2 separate regions of the Homo sapiens genome follow, and region 1 is linked to region 2. Evidence: chromatin loops called from intact Hi-C (ENCODE). Cell type or tissue: breast epithelium. All regions are shown on one strand. Each heading gives the region's core, and the rest is flanking DNA. Links, peaks and the distances in the headings are about the cores only.

Evidence for each region. Hi-C counts contacts between places; a loop is a spot of excess contacts. Peaks named below come from ENCODE experiments on the same cell type or tissue, not always from the same donor. Only the 100,000 strongest peaks of a DNase experiment are listed, where the experiment ranks them.
Region 1: it touches region 2 in a loop (21-fold over the local background); 2 of 110 quality-filtered maps call a loop at or near these places.

The regions. Positions count from the first base shown.
Region 1 is chr3:181,954,661-181,963,003 of GRCh38, forward strand. All of the region lies in intron 2 of LINC01206 (long intergenic non-protein coding RNA 1206), which reads left to right. Among named protein-coding and RNA genes, the nearest start is that of LINC01206, 6.5 kb to the left of the region's middle. In breast epithelium, for the core only: no CTCF peak of the experiment used is centred there; no DNase peak of the experiment used is centred there.
Region 2 is chr3:182,024,561-182,032,903 of GRCh38, forward strand. It overlaps LOC105374242 (a long non-coding RNA gene), which reads right to left and starts at 3,148. Exons shown (of 3, transcript XR_924755.2): 1 at 3,086-3,148; 2 at 2,478-2,570; 3 at 1,170-1,392. In breast epithelium, for the core only: no CTCF peak of the experiment used is centred there; no DNase peak of the experiment used is centred there.

The sequences.
Region 1 (8,343 bases), core at 69-8,068, 70 kb before region 2:
ATTTTAACTATATTCTATGGCTATTATTTTTGCAATAAAAATACAACTACCACTGTCCCAACTTTACCACTCCCCACTAAAGATCAGCACCAAAAGGGCTTCTGGGGTTTCCAGGCAACAGGTTTATCAAAGATACCATCAATTTTAAACTTTAATTAATGTCTTCCTCTTTATTATTATTATTGTATATATATTTTTTTACAAAGTCCATAAGAATTTCATGGCTGCAGTCTCCTAGAGGAGTTCTTATGATTCATCCAGCCTGAAAGAGTGCCTCCTTATGAGGTCAAGGCTTTCAGAGCTGTATGCAGCCTGTCACCTGGACCTCCTGGCCCTGCCCCATTTCAGGTGGGTCACTGCATGAACTGCAGGTATTGAGAGGATCTTTGCTTTTCTACTTTAGCTGCTCCATGGACATAATCCCCCATCCCCGCTTTACATTTTCATTCTTTTACATCCATTGCCTGAATGTCAGATGCAGAACCAGGGATCAGAGAGGAATGAAGTCCTTCTCCCCCAATATCTTCCTCCTACTGGGATATCATTAAGAGCCAATGAAGGAAATACATCTCAATAACCTTGAACTCTCTGAAAATCATGGGGTTAAGGGAATTTAACAGGGGTGACTACTGGTTTCTCTGGAACTCTTCCCGCTTCGAGCTTCTAGAATGTGGGCTGAATAAAACATGTGGCTTTGCCTGCAATTGCAGGGAGTCCAGAGCCACAAGCTTCAAGCTCTGGAAAGAGCCATTGGCCTGGGATATTGGTTGTTGTTAAAATGTTAAGTGAAACAGGCAGTTTAACATGCAGCAATGAGTTTCACTTACATAAAGAGGAATATGTATAGATAAAAGATCTGAATTCAGTAAATTAAAGTATTCACAGCTGCATTGTAAGATTATAGTTGATAGTTTTCTTTGTTTTCCTGCACTTCCCAGCCCACAAAGAGCATGTGTTATTTTTATCAATAGAGTTTTAGCCTTTAAGAAGAAATAACGTAAGGGTAGGAATTGTGCTTCTTTCATTTCACTGTTGTGGTTAATGACTTCTATGGTGGACACCTGGCCCAGCACCTGGGTAATCTAGCATTTATTTCAGTGCTTCTTGGGACAGTTGAAACAGTGGTGACTAAGTGCCAGGAATGATACTAGGCGCTTTACATAGGTTATTTTTAAGTCATACTATCAAGGTAGGTACTATCCCCACCTTAATCTTGTAGACAAAGAACTTGAGGCATACAGATTAAGTAACTTATCCTAAATTACCCAGCTAGTAAGAGTCCAGGCTAAGTTTTGAGCCCATGTCTATCTGGTTCAAAATGGTTTCAAAATGGGCTTTCACTATTTCCAGCATGACTACCTGATTCCTAGTCTTAGAGCTTTATCTCTTGTCTCTGCATGTAAAACTCGGGTCTGTTTTTACCCGTGTCACTGGGTTGATTCACCCCTAAAAAAGCATTCCTCTTGCTGGGATAGTTTGGTGTTGTCATGAAGAGGCCCCCTCCCAAATTGAAAGCTGTGTGGCAGCCGGCCTTCAGCCTGAACTCAGACTTGCTTTCATTTACTCATTCACTTCCCTTTTGTTGTGAATGTTCCCACTCACAGGCCATGGGTACACCCAGACAGAGTGAGGGTGTGGTCACCAGGAGATCACTGGTGTCCCGCAGTAGGAGTGAAGCGGCGGGGACACAGCACCCTCAGGCTTCTGCTGGTAGTGGCTCAGGCAACCCTCACCTGACCCTTCTGCCCTCAGGCTGTGGGAAGGCTGGAGCCTGACCTAGATTTTAGGGAAAAAAGAATTGAGGGCTTTCTGAGGTGAGGGTGGAGGTGAGGCAGGGCAGATAAGGCGTCTTCTCTTTAAGAGGGAAGTAAAGACTCAAATAATGAAAGGAATCAATTTAGAGTAAGTTCTTCATGTTTTAGCTTGGCTGGAGGCATTCTGGTTAATCAACTATTCTTAACAAGGGTGGTGGTGTGTGCTATACGTGGCTGAACGCTTTTCCAGGGATTATAAACACAATTAAGTATGGGTAAAATCCAAACTTCACTAAATTTAATTAAATTTTTCTTTGATGATTCGTAAGACCTTCAGGATCCTGTAGTGCCTCAGGGTCACCATTAGGTTTATCATCATCCTTGATGAGGTGGGGCAGCTGAATAAAAGCAACAGATTTAAAATTACAGATCGCACTCCCACCCTGCCTACTTGGGTGGTATTGGACAGGTGACTTTGACCTCTGGAGCCTCAGAGTCTCTTCCAAAATAAGGGTGGCAGCATTACCTCATAGGGTTGTCATAGCAGAAAACTATGTGCATGAAGAATATTGTCCTTATCATCATTACTATTAAGCTACAAGGACATCAAACTGCCAGCTGATACAATGTCTTTTTTTTTTATTTTAAGCATGTTTCAAAGCCATTTACTTTGGTCTCCTTTTAAGGAAAATGACTTCCCCAGCAGCAGGAATTGCTGAGAAAGTGATATTTAGTCAAGTGCTAAGAAGAGTGCTATAAAACATTGTTTAACCTGCAGAAGCAGTATAAGTCTGTTGTTAAAAAAAAAAAAAAACACTAAAGAAAAACATGCTTTCTAAAAAGTTCACTTCTACTCTAATTGTTTCAATCTTCTCCAGAGGTAAGCCTTTCATAATTCAGTGTGTACATGAGATTTAAATTATACTGTTCATTATTGTTCTGTGACTTTGCTTTTTTTTTTTTTCAATTGACAACTTAGCTTGGGGATCTTTTTATTCTTTCTGAGAGCTGCATCTGCATAGTCTTTCATAAGATGGATGAATTTCATCTTGCTTATCTATTGCTCTGTTGATGGACAAACTGCCAGCTGATACTAATGATAGACATTAGGCTATTTCTAGTTTTTCTATGGCAAACAATGCTGTAATGAACACAGAATGGCATTCATGCACTAACTCCATTGTAGCCACTCATTAATTGTTTATTAACCTCAGGCTGCCTTAACCCATACTTCCTAAAACATGTTCTTCTTGATCTGTAGGTCGCTCCAAAGAGACAGTATCAAACATGAACACAACAAGTGATTTTTAAAAACAGTCTGGTGATTTCTAATAAGTCTGTACACTTGTGCAACTATCACCACAACTCAGTTTTTAGAGCATTTCCATGACCTCAAAAAGTTCCCTTACACCTGTTTGCAGTCAATGTTCACCCCATGCAAGATCTAGGCAACTACCAATGTAATTTCTGTCTCTACAGTTTTTGCCGTATCTAGAAAGTTCATACAAATGGAATCACAATTTGTAAGACTATGTATTGTGTTTGGCTTCTTTTCCTTAGAAAAATGTTTTTTGAGGTTCAGTCAATTTGTTGGATGTATCAGTTATTGCTAAGCTGTGTTACGTTACAGAGATGTACCACATATTGTTTGTTCATTTGAATTATTTCCAGTGTAGGCCTATTTTCAGCTTATGCCTATTACGAATAATGATGCTACAAACATTTGTGTACAAGTTTTTATATGGGTAGGTACCTAGGAATGGAATTATGAGAGCTTGTAAGTATGTAATTAACTTTTAAAAAGAACTGCCAAACTTTTCCGAAGAGGTTGTTTCATTTTACATTACTACCAGCAATATATGTGAGTTCTAGTTTCTCTATACTCACTAACACTTGTTCTTGTCAATCTTTTTTATTTTAGTTTAGTTTATTTTTTGGAGATGGGATCTCTCTGTGCTGCCCAGGCTGAAGTGCAGTGGTGTGATGATAGCTCACTGCACCCTAAAACTCTTGGGCACAAGGGAGCCTCATACCTCAGCCTCCCCAGTAGCTGGGACTACAGGCACATGTCACCATGCCTGGCTAATTTTATTTTTATTTAAAAAGTTTTTTTTTTTGGAGAGACAGGATCTCACTATATTGCTCAGGCTGGTCTCAAACTCTTGGCTTCAAGTGAAACTCCTGCCTCAGCCTTTCAAAGTGCTGGAAATACAGGTATGAGTCACCGCACCTGGCCAGTCTTTATTAATTAATTAATTAATTAATTTGTTTATTTAGTTTTTGAGACAGAGTCTCACACTGTCACCCAGGCTGGAGTGCAGTAGTGCGATCTCTGTTCATTGCAACCTCCGCCTCCCAGGTTGTAGCAATTCTCCTGCCTCAGCCTCCCAAGTAGCTGGGATTCCAGGCGCTCACCACCACGCCTGGCTAATTTTTGTATTTTTGGTAGAGGTGGGGTTTTGCTATGTTGACCAGGCTGGTCTTGAACTCCTGACCTCAGGTGATCCACCTGTCTTGGCCTCCCAAAGTACTGGGATTACAGGCATGAGCCACCATGCCCGGCCCAGTCTTTTTTATTATAAATATGCTAGTGGTTGTGTAGTGGTAACACATTGTCATTTAAACAGGCATTTTCCTAATAACTATTGATATTGGCTACATTTTCATGTGCTTGTTAGCCATTCATATACATTCTATGGTGAAGTGCTTATTGAAATCTTTTGTCAATTTTTTGCTTGGCCCATTTGTCTTTTATTTCTGTGAGAGTTTTTAATATATTTTAATACAAACTGAGTATATATATATATATATATATATGCACATTTATACGTTACATTAAACACATTTATACATGTTACATATATAGATACATGATCTATAAATATATTCTTCCAATCTGTGGCTTGTTTCCTCATTTGCTTAGTGGCGAATTAGAAGAACAAAAGTAATTTTGATGAGGTATAAATTAGTCAATTCTTTCTTTTATGGATCATGCTTTGGGGGCTATATCTAAGAAATCTTTGCTTAACCTCAAGGTCACAAAGGATTTCTCTTCTATTTTCTTCATGATTGTTATGATTTCGAAGACTAGATGAAGCTAAAGTTCTCTATAGGCCCTCCTGAGGCTGAAATCAGAAGGACCATGGAATGAAATCTACAGAGTAGTTCTTCCCTACCTTTTCAGGGTAGTTTTCACAGCTTAGCTAGATTCTGTACGTACAAAATCAACCAAAGTTGCTCTTATTATTGACTCCTCAAAAATTTTTACTAAGAAAAAAATGTAAGATCATGTTTATTTAGGAGGATTAGGAAAGATTTCCTTTGAGAAGGTCATATTTATGTCCTAAACCATGAATAGAATGTTCTTCTCAGTGTGTTATTTTATCAAACAACTGTAGGGCGATTTCTCTCAGGCAGTAAAAAGGCATTTCCTATTTACCATGGTTTTGACATGCCATAGTTTCACTTGCTTCTCTTTATTCCCAACAACTCACTTTATTTCTCTAGGTAATAAGAGTATTATTTATTAGCCTTTAACAAGGTTCTGTGTGTGTATGTGTGTGTGTGTATGCACATGAGTGTGTGTTTGTGTGTGTACTCTAGATGTACATTGCTCCTGATTTTTGGAACTCTTGTTAGCCATTCATATACACTCTATGGTGAAGTGCTTATTGAAATCTTTTGTTCAATAAGCATCTCATTTATTCCAAACCTTCATTGATTATAGCATATACAGGTCCTCATTCTTTATTTGAAATTCTTAGGGCCAGATGTGTTTTAAAATTCATGGTGTTTTGACTTTAGAAAGATAGAACAGTGAATATGCTGAATTAATATAATATTCTCAGGGAGTCAAGATGACTAATATTCCATACTATGAACATATTAATCTTTTTAAACATCCTGAATATTTACAAGATCTGAAATAAATAAAGACTATAAATGAATTCACATCAGTTCAGATTGGATTTTGTAACATGGATTCAGGTCTGGTCAGTTTCTGGAGGCAAGTAAGTTATTTAAAAAAAAAAAAAATCTGTCCATTTAGAGCACTTTTGGATTTCCAAATTGAGAGTAAGGGCTTCTGGATTTGTGTTTCCTAATGCACTACACAAGCTACCTGTTGTAGTATATTGGGTTCCTCAGCCTTAGTGGACCACTGCTGGAGCTGTGAACGGTGTCATGTTCTAGAAGACATGGGGAAGCATAGACATTGGTGAGGCTTTCAGTCTGAGAGAGTTTTCTGAAAAAAACGTTTTGAAGAGAAATAATTTCCACTGTAAACAGTGCTGTGGTTTATCTTGTCCTCTTCTGGGGGAAGATTTTCTGCCATTTGAGATCAATATGTGCTTTTAAAAATAATTCCTTATCTCCTACTAATTCTAGTGTAGCATTTGCTTCATGTCACAGACTCTCAGACACAGATGCCTAATACATTTTTCTAGGGGTGCCTGGATTCCTGGCTTGGGGTGAAATTATATCTTATAAAATGGAATTGAGTCAAGCTGTGGTATATTTGAATCCCATAGAGAGCTAGATTATACGATCAATGGCAGCTCACAAACACATTTTAATCAGCAAGCAGTTTGGTGCTGACCCAACAGCACCTGTGCAAATCTTTGGCCCATGTTCCCAGGAAAAACAAGAGCTTCCTTGGTACCCACTACTTCTTTCCTCTTGAATAGGAAGAATCTTGTCATTTCATCTAATGGCACTCCAAGAAAAAATTACAGAAGCAATACATACTTATAAACAAGTAATACATATAAAATATTTATACAAGTAAATTATATGCAAAAGTTTATGTAAATATATAGAGTTAAAATGTAAAAGCCCCTCATTGCAACTTTCCCACGTCATCTCTGCTACCCTCTTCAGAGGTCACCAGTTAGGGTAACTTGCATGTGTTACTCTATGCCGTTTTCTTTGTAACCGTGTATGTGCCCACACACACATACATTCACACAGTTGTGTTTATAGGCAAGTGGGTCATAGTCTTCAAATTGTCCTGTCACTTGCGTTTTTTTAACCATCTACTGGAAACATCTTTCCTTGACACTGTTATCCTTTTGATGGCTGCAGAGCATTATCAGGAATGTATTTCACTCAGTCCCCAGTAAAAAACCCGTAGGCAATTTTTTTTAATTACACAGTATGCTTCAATGACCTTCCTTATTCATATTTTTTGCACACATGTATTTTCATAGAATAGATAGTAAAAAAAAATTTTGTTGTTTAAGAGCCCACTCCCAATAGTTGCTTTAGTAACTCCAAATTTCAGCATTTACCATGTCCTTCTTTTGCTTCTCCAGAAAAGCAGTTTGGGGGCATTGCTCATCTTTCCTGGAACATGAGTTTCTATTGGGGTGCAAATGGGGACAATAAAGAGGTTTATTTTTGTTTACAAATTTGGTATACTTCTGGTTTTGCCTGTTAGCTATTAACTTGATGTCATAGTCTTTTATTTCCTCTCATATATAGGACAGGTCAGATAAAATAAAACAAGAGTTTGCCTTTAGCTGTGTAAATTGTTGCAACCTTTTTCAGAGGGCCCTTGACAATATCTACTAAAATTTAAGATGTTCATGCCTTTTGACCCTACAGTTCTATTGCTACCTGGCATCATGGAAATTATTTTGAGACCTGAAAGATTTTGTTAAGATATGAATCTCAGCAGGTTTTAGAAACCTGTTTAAATAGTTCATTTCATGCAAATGCTGCAAAACACATATAAAACTAAATGTTTTAATTCATAGAATCACAAAATTTTAGAGCCCTAGAGTTTAAAGCTATAAGGACTTTTTGGTACTTTGAAAAATGAGGGGATTGGATTAGATGATCTCAAGTTTTTCCTTTAATTCTTAGCATTTTGTGGTCTGTTGTTCCCAGAGAAAAGATAATAGTAAAGGTAGAACGATGACAGTGATCCGTGTAGTACTAGTGGAGGAGCCTTTGCATTTAGGACAAGCCCCTTTATTGCTTTCATTCCTGAGGTAGAAATTTTCTCTTCATTCTTTATTATTGTATGGTCTTGATCTTTTATGTGTGCAAATATTTCCGGCAGCTTAGAGCATTCTTTGACGTGGCTTTATTTTCATAATTTTTACCGAGGAAGGTTAATTGGTGGAGACGTAACCAAACTAAGAAACAGGTTATCTTTCTGAGTATGAAGAGTGGCTGCTAGTTAACTTTTAATTGCACATGTGTAGTATTTTCTTATGGAGTAGATGTTACCTGATGTAATTGAAGACCGTTCAACATTTGTTCAATATTATAGGAGGTATAGCAGGAATTGTGGCTGCAGAGATAAATGAGGTGGAGTCCTTGTCCTTAAATAGGTCATATTTTGGACTTAAAAAAATCCAGTGACACTGGGGACAGAAGTAGGGTCAAAGGGTGAAACTCCATGGTGACAGCTTTTAGCATAATTTAAATATAATCCAAATGAAGCTAAACTCCTATCAGCCTTGGAGTATAAATAAGGTCTTAAAGATTATGGACCTAATTATGATGATCCTTTGTGCCCACTTACATGATCATAGGACACCAGCTTCCCCCTCCATCTCTTCCAGTTTCTAGAATAGGATCA
Region 2 (8,343 bases), core at 50-8,049:
CTTGAAGATTCACACATGATCAGAAGGAAGTGGCATAAACAAAGACTGTTCTGGGGCCAGCAAAGAGTTTATTTGGGTTGATTTGACAGTTTGGAGATAAAGGTCTATGGGGCCCAGTTTGTCAAGGACTATGCTCTCTCTGTAAGGTTTTTGTCCTTTCAAAGCAAATTCTGTGATATGAGAGGCCAGGCATCCATTTATCAAAAGATTCCCTTGCAAATATTGTCACTGTGATCCACCTGTCAAGCAAAAAGCCAGGGCACATAAGAAGGCGCACTTTTCTCTTTTGTCAGTAAGGTTGAGTGGCTCAATATGCATTCCTCGAAAAGTATATTAGAAGAACTTTCTATGTCTGGGAGCATTTACTTTTGATTAATTTTAATACCGCAAACCTCAAAATAGGAGGAGGTTGCCCTTGGGATGCTCTTGTGCCTTTAAGCTTCATATCAAAATATGGAACATAGCCTGTGATTTCCATGAAGCTGAAGGCAGCTTAAGGCTGAGATACTCAGAAAGGTGACTTGTTGGCAGAATTGATCACATTGTCAGGTAGATGGAGCAATATATGAAGTAAAAATCATTTGTCATTTATTAGTGGGGAGACTTTGGAGCAAGTCACCTCTTCTTCCTATTACCCAGTGGCTGCATTTGTAAAATTAGGGTGTCACACTGATCATCAGTAAAAAATCAAATATTTCTAAGTCTTTTTCTTAGGCAGCAAAAGCCCTTTAAGTCAATCAACCCAATGCAGAATCCCAATATATAAAGGAAATAAAAGCAGGGTGGAGGATCCTGCTGAGGCCTCAGAGTACTCTGCCTTTTGCCCTACCCTGAGAGTGGGGCAGAGATGGACAACTGGGCCTCTGTGGGTCTGGTGTCCAAGCTGATGAACTTCAGGACTGCTGAGATTCCTCATATTTCAGACATGCTACAATCCTGTAACAGTGTAAATTACCATGACACAGAGGGCTTGGAGGTTTCAATTTTTCCATTAACTTGATTGAAAAGTTTTAGAAAATAAAGTCATCTTCCATGGGCCTCTCTGTTAAAAATTTGCTTAATATTTATTTATACAATGGTTTTTCCCAGACATATTTCACTTGAATATACTAGAGCTCAAACACCAAGTGCCCTTTGAAGAAGGGCATTGAAATACAACAGATTGTATGTATGTTGGAGATATTCAGCTAGGAAGCTATCTTTATTAGAAATGATACTGAAGTGTTTGCAGTAAAAGTCTTGTCTGGCATTGGAACAGAGGTGAGGAAACTTAAAGGAATAGGTTCTCTGAGCTGTAGAAGAGGCTTCCTCTGGAGCTGGTTGACCCTTGTCTATTGATGATCCTCCAAGTGAGAGTAGCTGTGGTCATACAGAAGGGCAAATGCTCCATTCCTAAGGAATTTGAGGAAATAGGAAAGCAGCTGAAAGATGCTGATATCCTAACCCTTCAAAAGTATCCCTGTCCATTCCTGCTGTGTTAGAGCAGTTAATACTAAGTTGGAGAAGATAATGCCTTAAAATAAGGGCTTTGCAAGCCTCCTAGTATTGTTATCCTCCAGCAGCCAACCTTAACTGGAGAAGAAAGTCAAGGCCTTGACTGTCTCTAATGCTACCAAAACCTTGGACCACACTCTAAGCAGGACGATTATGCACAAACCGCAGAATTAATGCATCATAGGCTTAGAAATCATATCCTATACCCAGTCACCAACTACTATCTAAGAATATCTGTGGCCAGGTGGCATGCTCCATCTCAGAGAAGCAGGTGTACAGGCCAGAGGATTCCCATGAGCTTCTTGAGCCACTCAAACTTCACCTTAGTGGCTGGGAAGCCCTGGAGCTAGCAAGGGGACGTGGTTGTCTCCTCTGTAACTCATTTACAGTCATGTATTCAATAACTAGGTTTTATCCGGAAGATTTTATCTTCAGAAAGTCTCAGATTCATCAATAATTCCGTGAGAGTTACACTTGAAATTCTATGATAATTTCAAATTCTATGCTAATATTGTATTACTATGCTAATATTTCTATGCATCTAAATCTAAATGCACATTATTATACACTTTTTGAAAGTAAAACAAAGAAACAAGCCCTGACAAACAGAGAAGTCAATGGCAAGTTGAATTTTGTATGGTGACTTTACCAGAAAAGATAGCTAATTATTCCTGCTGTGTAGGGTTATTCTAATTCAAACTCTAATACTTTGAAAAGTCCCTTAACCTCTCCAATCCTCAGTTTCCTCTTCTGTAACATAGATTTAATAAAATTTACTTTGCAGAATGGTTGTGAGAAGCAGAATGTATATATTTTTTACCTTCTTAGAATGGTAGTGGCTTATTATAACTAATAACTAGTAACTTTATTATTGTCACTTTTAGTTTCTATTTGCCAATCAAATGATTCTGTTGATCAATTGTGTCTGAACCATGAAGCCATTAAACACAAACTACTTATTTAAACTTGTCTGAAACACTTACCCTGCCAACGATTGGAGATTAGACAAGCTATGTCCATACCTAGAGCACGTGAGCTATGGTCCGTGGTCAACTGTCTAATGATATGTTGACATTCTGTAAATGGGAAGTATGGATTCATTATAAACCTTAAAGGAATACTAAATAAGTTACCATAATAGTTTAAGTTACTACTAGTACATGGTTTAGTCTTTTTGAAGGCAATTCTTATATAGTTCAGTTCAGACCAATTTCTCAAACACACAGGATTAATATTAAATAAACACATTGACAAAGTAATGTTAGGGAAGACACTCCAGACTTGCTAGCTTAGTGCTAATGTGGACAAAGCTTAAATGGCTAATTCTACCTAGAAAGAAAGGTTTGAAGAGCTATCTCCTCTCTATTCTTTTGACTAAGGCTATGCTGTTTTTCTTAGCTCATGTGAAAAAAAAATACTCAGAAAAAGATTGCTAGGTATTTCTTTCCTTTGGTGTATTTTTTTTCAGCCAAAGTGTAAGACCTTGCTTAGATGACTAGCAATTAAGGAATTTTTGTGGTTTATTTCCTGATCTAACTGCTTACTTCTGAAGAAAGCAATTCTGACAAGCTTCAGTTAACCTGGATCTTACCAAAACCATAGTGCCAAAAACATTTTTGAAAGATTCAGATAGAAAAGCCAGGCTGGAACTTTAACAATAAAACGCTTCTTAAGGTTCTGTTTCCTAGGTCACATGGATGTTTTTTCCCCCTTGGATACTGATTTTGTAGAAAATAATATATTTTTCTGTGCATTAACTTCATGTTTTAATAACATTGGAGACCTGCAGCTGAACAAGAAGTGAGGCAAATAGTCAAATCAATGATGATTATTCTTACAATAATACTTTGAATTAATAAAGCCTTTACTTAGAAATATTTCAACACTTTTTTTTATAAATTTTACCTCTTTTCTCTGTAAGCATTAGTTGAATATGGATTTGAATTTTAAGTCTCTTTCAAGAATTGTTATAAGGAAGAAAAGAACTTTTAAAATCCACTTTCTGGGAGAAACTCAAAGATGTCACATTCAGTGTCAAGATGTAGAATTGCATCCTCCTGATTACCGGTAAATGCTGAGTAGTGCTAGCATCAGGGGGGCATGAATCAGCAGCTCAAGTGTGCCCCCAAGGATTAGATATTTTCATGTCTCTGTCTGCCATCTGTGGTGTTGACTTCATCTGATGAGGCTTTACTTAATGTTGCAAAATGACTGCCAGCAACCGCTAGGGCTGTTTGCTGTCTGGTTGGCCCAGTAGGTGCACATGATCATTTTTGCTCCAGTATTCTCTGCAGCTGTCCTGAGGTTCACTCTGATGGTACTGGCTTAGTTGTGGCTTTGGGAGGCCCATGGACTGTGTCTGTTGGCCAGGAAAACACAGCCAGGCTCCATATCTGGAGCCCTGAGCATATGGTCCAACAGGCGAGGATACATTCCTCTGGAGTTGCTGATAGTCAGATAAAACCTAGACTGAAACACAGAAATGTCCATGATATTGGTCACCAATTCACAAAGCTATGCTTTGGGAAAATACTGTTGATGGTAAAAGTCCGGTGAGAGTGGAGCCGGTGAGTAGAGACAAGAGGGTAGAGATACTAAGGACTTTTGAGCAGGAATATGACAAAGCAAAATGGCAATTTAGGCATTTAGGAATGGTAATGATAATGACAGTAATATCTTGCGGGACTAGTGCTTAATATTCTCCAAAGCACTTTCGCTTACTTGAGAGCTCTGGATCCTTTTGTAAGGTAGAAGGGGCAGGGCATATACCTATTTTGCAGATGAAATAGGGGTCCAGAGAAATTATTTACAGCTAATAAAAGAGCAAGGATGATGATTCAATCCTCTTAACTTTTTGTATAGTTCTCTTTTAACTATATTATCATGTATGATACAAATTATTATATTAACTACACCAAAGAAGATTACTGATATAGTAATTATTCACAGAATATTTAGTGAATGATTATAATGTACCAGGAATTATGTTTGTTGTTGGGGCTGAAGGACTTTACTAAGAGGTAACACCACATAGCCAAATTATTGATCATCAGCTAAATAAAAGCACAGAGTGATACAAGATTAATGTAGTCTTGAAAGAGGTGGAGGTCCAGTTAGGGAAGTTTCCTGGAGTAAGAGCATCTCAACTAAAACCTTCAAGACAAATAGGGGTAAGGCAGATTCACAATAGAAGACCAAGAGTGTAGCAAGAGCAAAGCTTTCCAACAGGAAACAGCATGTACAAGGGTCCTGGGGCGAAAGCATGCGATGTAGAAAAACTGCACAAAGTTCAATACGGCTGGAGCACCAAGTGCCATTGGTTGAGTCATAGAGACGAAAGAGGTTGGAGAGATGGGCTGTGGCCACACCATAAAGTGCCTTGAATGCTTTAGTTTTTTACTCTGAGGGAATGAGGGAACATGGAAAATGTTTTACAAAAGTCACTCAGCTTAGAGAATGGAAAATGGGTGAGAATAGCGGGAGGAAATGGGACAAGAAGCCTATTATGACTGTTTCAGTCAACAAGGAGTGAGGTAATGATGGCTCAGACTAAGGTAGTGTCAAAGGAAGGGAAATAAGTATGTACATGGGTTTTTGAGGTATTAAGATTGCAAACATACAAAATATTATTTTACTTCAAAGAAATAAGTAATGTCTATTCAGAACACTTAGTTTTATCTTTTCGTTCAAGGTTCACTTAAAATTTTTTTTCATTGAATTTTCTTTATTCAGCAAACATTTATTGAAGCAACTTCAACAAGCCAGATATTCTAATACTCCAAGTGCTGGCATTCTTGACATCTAAGTTGTTTAGAATACATTTGCTTCTTTCAGGCATATCACAAATTGGTCAGTTTCAGCCTTATTATACTTTATTTTGGAACTGTTCTGAATTAATTTTATTTTGAGTGTAAGACAGTTGTGAGATAACACTTTTTTTGCACATATTCCTAAGCTAAAAAAACATTATTTTTCTAATGATACCTGGGAGAAAGTCAAAGACATGTCTTGAACAAATCACTTTACCACTTGATATATAACTGTAAAAATCACTACAAAAATTACTCGCACTGCATTTTGTGGGGCTTGCTGAAATTTCAAAATTAGGACAATTCTATATCCAACAGATGCAAATGAGAAAAGGTATTTAGCTCCTGCAGGGAATAAAAGGATGTAGGCAAACATGCAGTATTTGTTTACTAATTAATTCAGCTAAATTTTGATGAAGTCCAATGTTTGAAAACACTCTATTTATTTATGGAATTAAAAGTCCATACGCTCCTCCATTATCAGCAGGCTGGGCACATTCTTCACCCAGGTATCAGCTCCTCTAGTAATCTCTAAGCTGTTGTGGCGCTTTACAACTCTGGCTGATAAAGGCAATTCTAATTTAGTGCACACGTTAATTATCAGTAATATTAAATAAATATATTGGAGCTATTTACATGTGTCATTCGTAGTTGCTGTATGCTAAGGAAAATGATTATAATTGTTCTTATTAGTTATCGTATTTCATGTTTCTGCAATGAAATTCTTTTTTGGGGGGGTTGTTTTGGGGAATATCTTAGTGAGGAAAAAGGGCTTAAAATATAAAATGTTCACAAGGCACTGAATAGGCTTTTTAATTCATTAGTCATATTTTATTGAAAAATTCCTTTGTGTTATTTGTTTCTGAGCACATGTAAACCAGGTTAAAAAGCAGCAGCCAGTCAATCTTCCTTAGTAATAACTGGGAAAAGAAATTATAATAGAGAATAAAAAACAGAATACCTGTGAGATTTGAGAAAGTTTAGATTTCTCTTTATTTTTGTACACAGTTCTGTTAGGAGTTGAATATGAAAACATGAAGCATACCTTTTGTTGCCTGAACATTACCCAACTGGAATCCAACTCATAGTAACCCTGCAGGATAATTTGTTTCCATAGCATCTTTTCCTAAGCTGAAAGCATTTCACTCTACCCCATATTGAATAAAAACTTATATTTCTAATATGTGGATTACCTGTCTGCTGTAGACACCTGATTAATTTTCAAAGTTGATTCAGTATTCTAAACTTTGCTATGACAATAAGAACTGCCAGATGTTCACTTGAATTGATTTATATAGAATGATGCCTCAGTTATTTAGTGCAATTGTGGGAATCAAATATTTCAAAAAATGGATTATTTCCAAATAGCTGAAGTTCAAATCTTTAAATCGTTTTCATCCTGAGCACTATGTATCATCCAAAGCTCAAGTCAACATTGCCTTTTTTGAAAATCCTTCCCTAATCTCTCTACCAGCCCCAGTTAGAGTTTATGCTCCCTTTCTTTGTACTGCCACACCATTTTGTATTGTAAGCTCCTGTTCTACTTATCTGTCCTTATCAGCCTCCTTCCTTCTCCCTCGCCCTACTAAATCACTGAAAGTTGGAACTCTGTCATACATTAATACTTCCAGTGCCTTATGCCACGTCTCATATACAGTAGATAGATTTTCACCACGTACTTGAAGCTATTTGAAAATAGAACATACACTTTCCTTTAAATAAAGTTTATTTAAAAATAATAATCAAAGTTTGATCACTTATGTTTATCATTATGGTCCAGAGGTCCATACACCTTCCAAATGTATATCTACTCATCTCACTGCTGTTCGTCTCATGGTTGAGCTGCCTAGGGTTTGTGTTCCCTTTAATGAGTTTCTAGAATGAGGTGAGTTCTTGGTGTCAGATCTCTAGAGCTGTTGCAAAATGCTTTGGGGTCCTTTGAGCTGACTCCAGACATCAGGGTGTCTGCCCCTCCATTCTTTAATTGACCTTTCACTCTCTTCCATTTCCAATGACCCTCCTCATCTCTTTTCCCTTTAGTTTTGGCAATTGTTGGCTATTAAACCAAGTGCCATGGTTTTCAAAGCAATCACTATCTTTTTTTTTTCCCAGGACATAAGCCAACTCATCCCAACACACCTTATGACATCTTTTTGGCTAGTGTCGTTACTGAACTCTAGATTTAATCACATTCTGAATGCCTAAACTGAATATTTAATGTGTCCAGAAAGCTGCTTTCTAGAAGATTGAGGTATTAAAATAATTGATTCCCATTTCGAATGACTCAAAATTTGTTTTGTGTCGAAAAAAAAAAACCCTCTAGAAATGTAATTTTAACTTAGCAAGCAAAAACCAGAATATGTACAGGTATTACATTTATTTCAAGTAATTCTATAAAATTTTTTACTTTAAATTACTTTATGGTAAGATTCTTCATCCATTTCCTTTAAATTTTTCCTAGACTCTTACTAGTCTTTTAGTATCACATGACTCTTACTTTAGGACATGCTTCTTTCTTTCTTTCTTTCTTTCTTTTTTTATGAGACGGAGTCTCGCTCTGTTGCCCAGGCTGGAGTGCATCGGTATGATCTTCGCTCACTGCAAGCTCCGCCCCCCTAGTTCACGCCATTCTCCGGCCTCAGCCTCCCGAGTAGCTGGGACTACAGGTGCCCACCACCACACCCGGCTAATTTTTTGTATTTTTAGTAGAGACGGGGTTTTACCGTGTTAGTCAGGATGGTCTCGATCTCCTGACCTTGTGATCTGCCCACCTCAGCCTCCCAAAGGACGTGCTTCTTTCTGAGAGCTAACCTAGATACTTTCTACAGTGATTTTTGTCTCTTTTTTGCTGCACCATTTCCAGTGAAGGCACAGGTTTTTCACTTACTGACATAGTCCATCTCTTGAAAGAATTGGTGACTACTCTAGAATTTATGTTTTTCCCTTAATTGTTGCTCCTTTCCAAGATGCACATTAGAGCAGCATTTCTCAAAATGTGATCCATTGGCCATCTGCATCAGAAGAAGGCTTATTTAGTATT